Linked DNA regions of Homo sapiens: region 1 is linked to region 2. Evidence: chromatin loops called from intact Hi-C (ENCODE). Cell type or tissue: gastrocnemius medialis. All regions are shown on one strand. Links, peaks and the distances in the headings refer to the core of each region. The heading gives the core; the rest is flanking DNA.

What was found. A loop is a pair of places that touch in the nucleus more often than their neighbours do. Peaks named below come from ENCODE experiments on the same cell type or tissue, not always from the same donor. Only the 100,000 strongest peaks of a DNase experiment are listed, where the experiment ranks them.
Region 1: it touches region 2 in a loop (2.5-fold over the local background); 2 of 110 quality-filtered maps call a loop at or near these places.

The regions. Positions count from the first base shown.
Region 1 is chr11:117,042,881-117,048,264 of GRCh38, forward strand. The region is part of intron 1 of SIK3 (SIK family kinase 3); the gene reads right to left. Among named protein-coding and RNA genes, the nearest start is that of SIK3, 53 kb to the right of the region's middle. In gastrocnemius medialis, for the core only: no CTCF peak of the experiment used is centred there; a DNase peak (open chromatin) is centred at 2,521; H3K4me3 peaks cover 514 bases; H3K27ac peaks cover 2,059 bases.
Region 2 is chr11:116,985,335-116,990,718 of GRCh38, forward strand. The region is part of intron 1 of SIK3 (SIK family kinase 3); the gene reads right to left. Among named protein-coding and RNA genes, the nearest start is that of SIK3, 110 kb to the right of the region's middle. In gastrocnemius medialis, for the core only: no CTCF peak of the experiment used is centred there; no DNase peak of the experiment used is centred there; H3K27ac peaks cover 1,963 bases.

The DNA.
Region 1 (5,384 bases), core at 262-5,261, 58 kb after region 2:
AAATAACTGTTGGTGCAATTATGCAGTTTTGTATCTCATTAGCTGCCACAGTGAAAGATTATGTATTGTGCAACAATGATATCTGTTGAACCAATAAAATCAAAAGCTACTGTCAGCAAGCTGCGTTTATATACCTCTTAAATCAGTAAATCTTTTTTCTTCTTTTAAAACCAAGATATGCCCACAAGAGTTCCCAAAACAGCTTCCATATTAAAATTATAAATTATTGACTTGATGAGCTTCTCTAACCTGTGAAGTTGGAGAAACAGTAGTTTTTGATTCAGCAAAGGGCATTCCCACCATCCCTCCGAACGTGCCATGAAACAACTCAATAGACTAAAGATGGGGAAAGCTTAATGACTGAAATAAAAATAGATAAAAAAGGAAACAGAGTAGTTTCTACACTGCAATTCACTTCTACTTTTTCCATCTCAACATTAAAACATATATATCATCTAAACAAAAACTCATTACCACATAAAAATAAGGTGGAAGTTCAGTCTTCAGCCTGGATACTTACACTGCAGTCTCCCCACTCAATGAGGCTTAAGAGGCTTAAGCAAAGTTTTAAAAAAATACTGAAATCCATCTGATATTCAACACATGTAACTAAACAGTACAAGCACTACCATTTTACAAAACCAATTCTAGATGACATATTCATAGGAGTTTCCAAAAAATGCCTGAACTCTTCATAATCCTGCTAAATATATTAACCATGCCTCAACATTGCGTGACTATAACAAAGCTTAGCTTCTGTATCATATCACTACTAAAATCAACATTCAACTGAACTGTTCAGCCATAGGGTTTCATGTCTAATTAATTATTTAACCATATCTAGGCCTCCAAATCTAATTTATCTTTTCCCTGGTTCTGAACCTCAGTTACATTTTACAATCTCACTTTAGTTACTTTCTGTCAGCCATCTCAAATCCTGTGTGAAACAAAACACAGTATAAACGATGTTTTATTCACCTTTATGCCATTAACATTTAGTGCAGTACCTGGCACACAAGTTCTTAATTCATGTTTAACTGGCTTGAAGGCTACTGCCCCAGTATAGTTCTGACTCAATAAAAACTTATGTCAAATGACCATAGCAAATATTAGTAATGTTCGTTTTGAGATGGATCAGAAGCCTCATTCCCTGAATCGATGTTCCTGATGATGATTTTGTCAATAAGCAAAGGAATGTAAAAGACTACTTTTAAAACTATTCTATTTCTTGAATCTTTTCAAAGGAAACAAATTTATCATTTCATGTTTACATAATAAATATTAAAATGCAAGTGAATGAAACAAATTTCCAAATTATAACTCCAATACCATTATTTTTACTTACTTTTTAATTTTCACTTTCTAAACTTTCTGGGGGACAGGTGATAAAGAAAACTATGCTTCTAAAAAAGTTTAGTACTTATAAAAACCCATCTCAGTGATCATAGCAGACTTATACTTTTCTTATTCTATACACAGCAAGGTATAGTATCTCTAAACTATAATTCCTGCTTAGACAAGATTAAGAGTCCCAGTGACTAAATTTTAATTATGATTCATTTAGACAAGCCAAGACATACAACTAGACAAAAAGTAAACTGCTGACTTAAGAGATTTAATAATACAAAAACACAATAAAGCCTGCCAGGAAACAGTATTTCCCTCCTCGGCTTTAAATAGCACCAAGCCTGGTCACTTTAACAGACCTCTTCACCCCACATTTTGTATCACCAAGAAAAAAAAAAAAAGTTAAAAACTTGAGGGCCCAGTCCAGGTTTTCTACCTAAAAAAGGCAAATCATCAGCCTTTGGGCAACATAGGGAGACCCCGTCTTTATAAAAAGTAAAAAAAGAAATTAGCCAGAAGTGGTGGTATACGCTTGTTGTCCCAGCTACTCACAGGTGAGGCAGGAGGATCACTTGAGCACAGGAGTTCGAGGCTGCAGTGAGCTAGGATTGCGTCACTGCACTCCAGCCTGGGCAACAGAGCAAGACCCCCATTTCTAAAAAACAACATGGCAAATCAGTCAAACTATCCGATACTAAGGCTAATAAATAATTGGTAATAACATCGGCAAATCAGCCATAGAATTTCCTCAGTTATCTTTCTTGGCTTCAAACAATGGGGACCATATTTAAGAACACACATAGGAGATAAAGACTGGTTAGATAGATGATATTTGCAGATGTTAAACCATCACAAGCTAATTTCACTCATTTCAACATTGCTCTTCCCCTTCACCTCCAAAGCACAAGACAGAATCAGTCTTCTATTCTAAGAATTGTTTAGAGAGGATTTGTCAATATATAACCAAATATCTGCTTAGTGACGGGAAAAACCTCTGTTCGCCAGCCAAAGGACTTGTGAGAATGAGAGCTACATGTGGCTTCTCCCCTCTCTGGCCTCCTAATTCCACATCAGTTTGTAGTTATTCTTGTACTACAAGAGTATCAGTTTCAGAATGTAAGCCTCATAAGCTCCCAGGAAAGCCATTCTAGTGGAACTGTTCCAGAGTTTCACTTTAGCTCCATAAGGAACCTAAGAAGCCCCGCCCATAAGAGTGAACGGTAATTGCTCCGTTGGTTTCCACCTCTGACCTATAAAGACCAAAGCCTGAGCTGTCTGTAATCCATAAGCCATTTTAATATTCTGCTAGAACACTGCAAAAATGTGGTTTTCACTAGAGGCACTGGCATGAAGCTGAAATTGGTATTCTCGCTTACTAATCCTGTGTAGTATTTGTTCTAATTCTCAAAAGTAGAGGAAATTCTCTTTTTAAATAAAAAGGGCAGTGGTGAGACCCACAACACTTACGACAAGCCATATAACAGACTGTCCTAATCACACTTAGATAAATAATTAGTAAGCTACTCTTCTCCGCATATTACAGTAAGTAATCTACTCCATTATTTTGGCATCTGTTTCTTAAAATCTGCTGCACCTATCCCTTCTAAAACGCATATACTGTGTAAAAATGTATGAACTCTAAACTTCACAGGTAGAAAATCATCCAGTTTAAACTTTTTTTATATGAGGAAACTAGAGTTCAAATGCGTTAAATGATTTAGCCAAGGTCATACGTTCTGTGGCAGACTCAGGATGAGAATTAGGGTGTCCTGACTTCCAGTCTAATGTTTTTTATGATCACATCAACTAGACAATGAGAGAAAGCCCTACCATTCATTGGTGGTAAGTGCAGTGGGCACTGTTCCTATCCATCTGTCTTTCACAATATACAATTCCTCACTGTTCTGCACAATAGCCTATGTGGTAACACAGCACATATGAGCTAAACTACCACTCAAGGGTCATTTTAACAAGCATGACACAACACTGAGGCACAATGCCCATGTTAAGCAAACAGCAAAATACCATGACACAATTAAGGCTTTATTTAAGCCAAACCATGTATCTATGCCCCTGCTTCACCATTTAACTAACAAGCATCTTGAGGGCAAAAATTATTTCTTCTTGATCTCTATATCCTTTGCGGCACTATTCAAAAGTTTTGCTCACATACCTGCTAAAACAAATTTAATGGGGGGAAAAAGGTGTCTCCTTGAATATTCTTAGGTTGACATCTAAAATTTTCATTACAAGTTTTAATCACTGCAAAGGTTATATTTTCATTTATATATCAATCTATGTCTATTTAGAACTGACACCTAAAAACACTATTATATTGCTAATTTTAAAGCTATTAAACCTACTATATTGGTGAGGCAAAGTGGCTCACGCCCATAATCCCAGCACTTTGGGAGGTGGAAGGAGGTGGATCACTTGGGCCAAGGAGTTCAAGACCAGCCTGAGCCACATGGCAAAACCCCGTCTCTACAAAAAAATACAAAAATTAGTCACACACGGTGGTACTCGCCTGTAGTCCCAGCTGCTCAGGAGGCTGAGGTGGGAGGATTGCTTTAGCCTGGGAGGCAGAGGCTGCAGTGAGCCAAAATCGCACCACTGCACTCCAGCCTGGGCAACAGAGCAAGACCCTGTCTTAAAAACAAACAAACAAACAAAAAACCCTACTGTATCACTAATTCCAATAAAATCTAAACACCTGGGCAATCTGATATCCCCCATCCTATATTTTAAAACTGTAACAGAATCTTTTTTTCCTATATAAAATGCTATGCCATTTATCGGTCTCCCTGAAACTGTATTTCTATTCTGCTTCTTCCACAGTATTTAATATAACTTTTATCATACTTTCCTTAATGAAAACATGTATATTATTGTTTATTTATGTTGGATTGTGGTATGGTTACTATTATAGTAAAACACAATCGATGAAGACAATGCAAATGTTACAAATTTTGAGAACTAAACATAAAAAGTAATTTCCTTTTTTGGAGATGCATCTCTTAATAAGATGTATGGAGGAAGATACCTTGATAAAAGGAAGTTTCACACGTGACACTAGTGTTTTGACTATCCCTTTGTTAGAATCCTGGAGGATTTTATACCTCATAGAAAGGTACAATGGTGAGATTCAAGATGGGTGAAAGGTATGGCTGTCTTCTGTTAATCATAAGAAGGCACAGGGCTAAAGGGAGGGTAGGGAAGGTGGACTAGCATTATATCAGTGTTGCCTTCAAACAAGTCAATTTCAGGAAAGAGTATAAATAAAATATAGAGAATCTGGAAATTTATTCTCTTAAAACAGTCCAAGCCTAGATATTCTTAGACATGTCCTCCAGTTTGAGATCATGGTTCTAAAGCACCAGACTTGGTTCATTTATCGGAACTCAGTAAATACTTGTTGCATTAAAATAGTTCAGGGCCAGATGTGGTGGCTCATGCCTGTAATCCCAGCACTTCGGAGGCCGAGGTGAGAGGACTGCTTGAGCCCAGGAGTTTGAGACCAGCCTGGGCAACATAGTGAGACCTCATATTTACTTATATAAAAAATAGTAACAATATAAATTAAATGAAATTAAATTGTTTATGAAAAAATGTTATTCAATGAGAACATCTAGATCGTACTGATTTTTTTCTAATCAAATGATAAAGTCTGTTGTGAGGATGAAGCAAGATGGTGAATGTAAAACACTGAGAACAATGCCTGACAGCCTCAGTGTGTCCTACCTGCCATTCATCTTAATATTAGTATTCTTAGGCAAATCTTATTCTTTCTCTCCATCTCCCCTACATTTATTTAAATAAGACTAAGGTCTTATTCAGACATGGAAATACGATTTATTTCTAAAACCTTAAATATAGTTCACTCTGCTAAGGAATAATGGTTCAGAATGACCATCTATACTTCATCTTGGTACTATTTTTTATACATACTATGACTTTCACATCACAAGCATACAGGTTAACTTGAGAAAAACCAGAAAGCTATTTATGCAAATAATGGCAAAAATAAGTAGGCCATT
Region 2 (5,384 bases), core at 137-5,136:
AAAAGTTACATTCTCCAGTTTTAGGCAATGCAAGTCTAATCTACAGCACAGTTATGAGGTTTCCCATCTGAATAACAAGAATATTTATATAAATTCATTACAGCCTAGAAATTAGTTAATCTTACTAGTTGAGTTTGCGCTTGTAAATTAGCACTATGCTTACTTATCCATCTAGACATCAAAATGCTAGTCAGTGTAGAGGTACAGTATAATTCAATCTGTTTTGGTCTGCTTTATGTCAAACTGTTTTGGCCTCCATTTGTATCTTTGGAAATAACCTTCATGTATGTCAAATAAAAACAAACAAATAAGAAAACTTAAGCTTGCATGTATGATACTAAGAAAACTGGGTTTTTCTTTTTCTAAATTTCAATTTATTTAGGGCAATAATGAACACGAATCAAGAGAAGCCATTGTTTAGGGAAAATAAACACTTTGTAATATAGTCTTCTAGTACAGATTAGAAGTACAACTAATAACTGTTCAATAAATAGAATAATTACAAACAAAAAGGTCCTCATTTTTCCCTACATAGAAATTGAAGAATTTACTGACATGAACCTCAATCCAGTTATTTCAGATGCGGGCTATTGGAAGAAAATCAATTTATAATTTCAGATACCTCTATTAAGGTCACACAACCAGATCTGGGTTTCTACTGGGCTGTGGTAACTCACTTTATTTAGTGAAATGACCCATCAAGGGCATCAATCATTCTGGTGGCAAAAAAAAGTCAACATAATTGTGATATTTTAGACATATAGCGTTTACTTCAGCCCACTCTTCCTCCTTTCTCTGAAGAACAATTTCTAAAAATTATACTCTAAACTTCTGGTTTGTAGTGTCAGGCAGACACTCCCAATGCCATTAACAGTGCAGAAAAAGGAAAGAACACCTGGGCTTGGGGCAGCAGAGTGACACTGGCATCCTAACTCTGCAACTTAGTCTCTTACCTGTAATAACAACTACTTTAATAAGGTTGCTATAAAGATTACAACATAAAATGTAGCTGGCATAGAACAGATAACTAGTCATTATTAGCTGTTCTTGTTGTTGTTATTATTACCACTAATACTGTTAGTATTATTCTACTTTCCCTGATGAGTCTCTATCCCATTTCCTGGTAATTGCAAACATCTGTCACTTTATTTAAACCTCCTAACCAACCTGAGCCCCCTAACTTTCAACAGATGACTTAGCTTTGAGCTTAACAGAGAAAACAGACAAGAACTTCCTTTATGTATCTATACATTGTCATGCACCCAATCTTTCCTTTACTCTTTCTTCCCAGAAGCAGGTCTTTCCTCTAACCTCAGGCATGTAATAAGTACCAAGTAAGTGTTAGTCACTAGCTATTGTCATCATCCTCAAACACAAGGAATAGCAATTTCCAAACTGCATTACAGAAGACTGACTGATACTCTAATTTCGGGGTTGGCAACTACCAACACTCATGGATCATGAAGAGTGGCTACCAGTTTTACTGGATTACTCTCCTCTTCATGTTCAACATCCATTTAGCTGTCATAAAGAAGGTCAAGTTCTCAAGACAAAAATGAAAAAGCTAAACAAATACTGGCTCAAACTCATAGAAACAGAAAGCAGAATGGTGGTGCCAGAGGCTGGAGGGAAGGGGAAATGAGGAGTTGTTACTTAATGGGTACAGAGTTTCAGTTTTGCAAGATGAAAAGAGTCCTGGAGATTGATTGCACAACTATACAAGTGTACTTAACACTAGTGAACCGTACACTTAAAAATGGTTACAATGCTAAGTTTTATATTATGTGCATTTTACCACAAAACAAACAAACAAATTGGTACTAGCTCAGTGACACTCCAATATGACCCCTCACCAACCTCTGCCCTAACTTCATTTTCTGGAACTCTATTCAAATTAGGGTTAAAACTTGCCATTTCAATTTGTTCAAACAAATTCCTGGCCAGCATCTAAGAGAAATGTGTGTATTGTATGTCTTCATAAAAGATTAAAAAAAAAAAAAAAAACACAGAGAGCCTGTTTCTAAGGTATATTTTGGGGGTTAGGATTGAATAGATGTTCTGAGAGATAATGAGTACAACATCTACCTCCTTCAATCCAGCAGAAATAAATACAAAAATAACTCTTCAAGAGTACTACTCAAACTGCCAGTATTCTGACATCAGTAAACAAGATCCTTGGGGCAGAGGTATGGAAAAGAATAAACAGGTACTAGGAGAATGCCCTCTTAACACAACCTGCTTTCATGGAACTCACCACATGAAATCCATGTGGTAGGAAAAAATTTACTTGAGATGCAAATATTTATAAAAACTACGCTTTAGATAAAGACCATCTATTTTTAGGAGAGAAAATATGCAATAAAACTAGCACAGCAACAAACTAAAACACAGGGGGAGGAGGTAGTAGTAAACCACGTCCACCAGAATAAGAAACTATACTTTTGACTGTATTTTTAAACTGAAATATTCACTCTTTACCTCAAACTGTTGAAGAATCATTATGCAGAGAACACGGTAAGTTGAAACACATGCAAATACATGTGAACAAAGCTGTTTGGTTGTATTCACAGAACTTATGTGTGGTTTGGATGGTACAACTAGCACTAACTTCATGAGGTATGTAAAGGACGTTACCTCGACACAGCACCACGTACTGTGAGAAGTAGAAAGATCTTTGGAAATTTCTTATTCTAACCTAACCCCTTTGTTTCACAGATGATGAAACTAAAGCAAAGAGGGAGCAAGCAAAGCCTAAGTACAAAATAAAGAGATCCTGGTGCAGAAAAATGCAGTAACGCCTGTAATCTCAGCACTTTGGGAGGCCAAGGCAGGTGGATCACAAGGAGATTGAGACCATCCTGGCTAACACCATGAAACCCCGTCTCTACTAAAACTACAAAAAATTAGCCGGCACGGTGGCAGGCGCCTGTAGTCCCAGCTACTAGGGAGGCTAAGGCAGGAGAATGGCGTGAACCCGGGAGGCGGAGCTTGCAGTGAGCCGAGATGGCGCCACTGCACTCCAGCCCGGGCAACAGAGCGAGACTCTGACTCAAAAAAAAAGAAAAAAAGAAAAATGAAGTAACTTTCTAATGATAATTTTTAAAAGAACACATTCAGAATAGCCACAAAGTATCAGAAGAAACATTATAAGAGAAAAAACATTGGCCCAGCCAGTGGTGCTCACACCTATAATCCCAGCACTTTGGGATGCCGAGGCAGGTGAATTGCTTGAGCTCAGGAGTTTGAGACCAGCCTAGGCAACACAGCAAGACCCCATCTCTACAATAATAATAATTTAAAAATTAAAAAATTAGCCAAGCATATTAATGTGCACCTGTGGTCCCAGCTACTTGGGAGGCTGAGGTGGAAGGATTGCTTGAGTCTTTGGGGTTGAGCCTTCAGTGAGCCATGATCATGCCACTGCACTCCAGCCTAGGTAACAAAGCAAGACTCTTTCTCAATAAATAAATAATATATATATTACATATATATGTATAAATATAAATGTGTGAGAGTTTTATGGAGAGGAGTACAAAACTTCACTGAAAAATCTAAAAGAAGACAACATATGCCCTGTACATCAATGAACCTAAATACTGGAAGAAAAAACAAAACAAAACAAAAAAAAACCCTCAAGTCTCCCTTTCTGTCCCTACATAATCCACACTCTAGTCTGTCTCCCAAATAAGACTACAATAAGTAAAGGAGTATTCTCCTGTATTTGGTGGTAATAATGGCAAGAGAACACAGATGGAAAAAAACATGAGGATAAACCAGGAAAACATGTCTTACCCAAGCAGTTTAAACTTTAAATGCAGCTTTCTAGTCTATGATGCCCAGCCAGCAGCACCTTTCCTTCCACTTTTTTTTTTCCCCGCATGTTCGAATGTCTCTCAGATGATATGTGTTTCCAAGCAGTTCTCTATTCGCTTTTTAAATCAGTAAGGTCTTTTAAAATGCAAAGTCAACTTTGGAAACAATGTGGGCCAGCCAGAAACTAATTTAACATTGTAACTTTATAGCTCACCATACACTTATTTAAGGTCTGCACAACCTTGCAATTTAGTACTCTGCCACTCTGCCTCTTGAAAATAAGCAAAATGTTGCTGGCTCAACACAATAGAAACTATCGTTCTAAATCCCAAGAGCAAACAAGTAGAACCAGGTCAGTCCTCTGAGACCTCCAGTACCAAAAAGATACAGTATCAGTAAAATCCTAATAAAAATTATAAATTGAAACTAAAGGCAACCCAAGTTTTTTTTTTTCAATTAGTATACTAGAAGTAAAGAAGGGATTGGAAAAATTAAAATGAAAAATTAGACTTGACTGTGAGTTCCTATTACTGTGAGTAGTTACTGTGAATACCCTGACTGGGAGTTCCTATGACTTCCCACTACTGTGGACTTCCAAATTAAAAATATCAGGCAGATTTTGACACATGAAGTAAGATGTGGTTGGGCAATTAACAAGAGTAAATTTTTAAGTTAAGCAGATAGTTTCTGAAAGTTTAACTTGAAAAGGTAACTAAAAACACACATAGGATTTTAGGTTCAAACACTACTACAAACTGGGAAGTAAAAGCAATTGAAATTTCAAGTCTAATAGAACAATTTCTGTGTCTCAATCTTTTATTATATAGGATCCAAGGCAGCTGAAATTTAAATTTCAGTCTGAAAACAGTGGCAAAAGACCTTTTCTTCTCACTCAGAAAAAAATAAGCTTGGAACAGTAGACCTTCTGTGAGAAGGCAGCAGGCCATTCTGTATTTCAGCGGGGTCGTCATATAAAGAAAAGGCTATGACTGAACACATGAACTATGCAACTTCTTGGCAGCAATACATGTACTTACCAATACCAATCACTGTTGTGATCCCGCCTAGCCAACTACCAGCAAGTCTGCACTAAGTCTACAATTCAAAGGTGAGAACTTTCCTGAATAAAACCACTGTGGAGGCCAAGAGTGTCTAGACCTGAGGAGGAGTAGACCTGCCAACATCAGAGCACTCCCCAGTTCAAAGAATGAACTTCTTTTTCCCTTTGAGAGATAGAGATAATGCTGTGAATGGGGCCAAAGGTCAGGAGGCTTACCAAAACTGGGTATAACCTACATACATTAACGAGTCAAGCAACAAATCTGAACTCAGAATACGTGGTCTAATACCTTAGTATAACAGTGCAAATTACTTTATTGGCAGTATATTGAAAGTAAATTTTTTAAAAAAAGAAAACATTAATAGGCCACTACTCACTCGATCACTCTTCCCAGACACAAGTATCTCCAACCAGACAGCAATAACTTCCACATTCGTACCTCCAGGCTTCGTATTTCCAACAGCCACCTCCACAGTATTACCTTTGTGTCCTTGGGTACCTTAAACTCAAC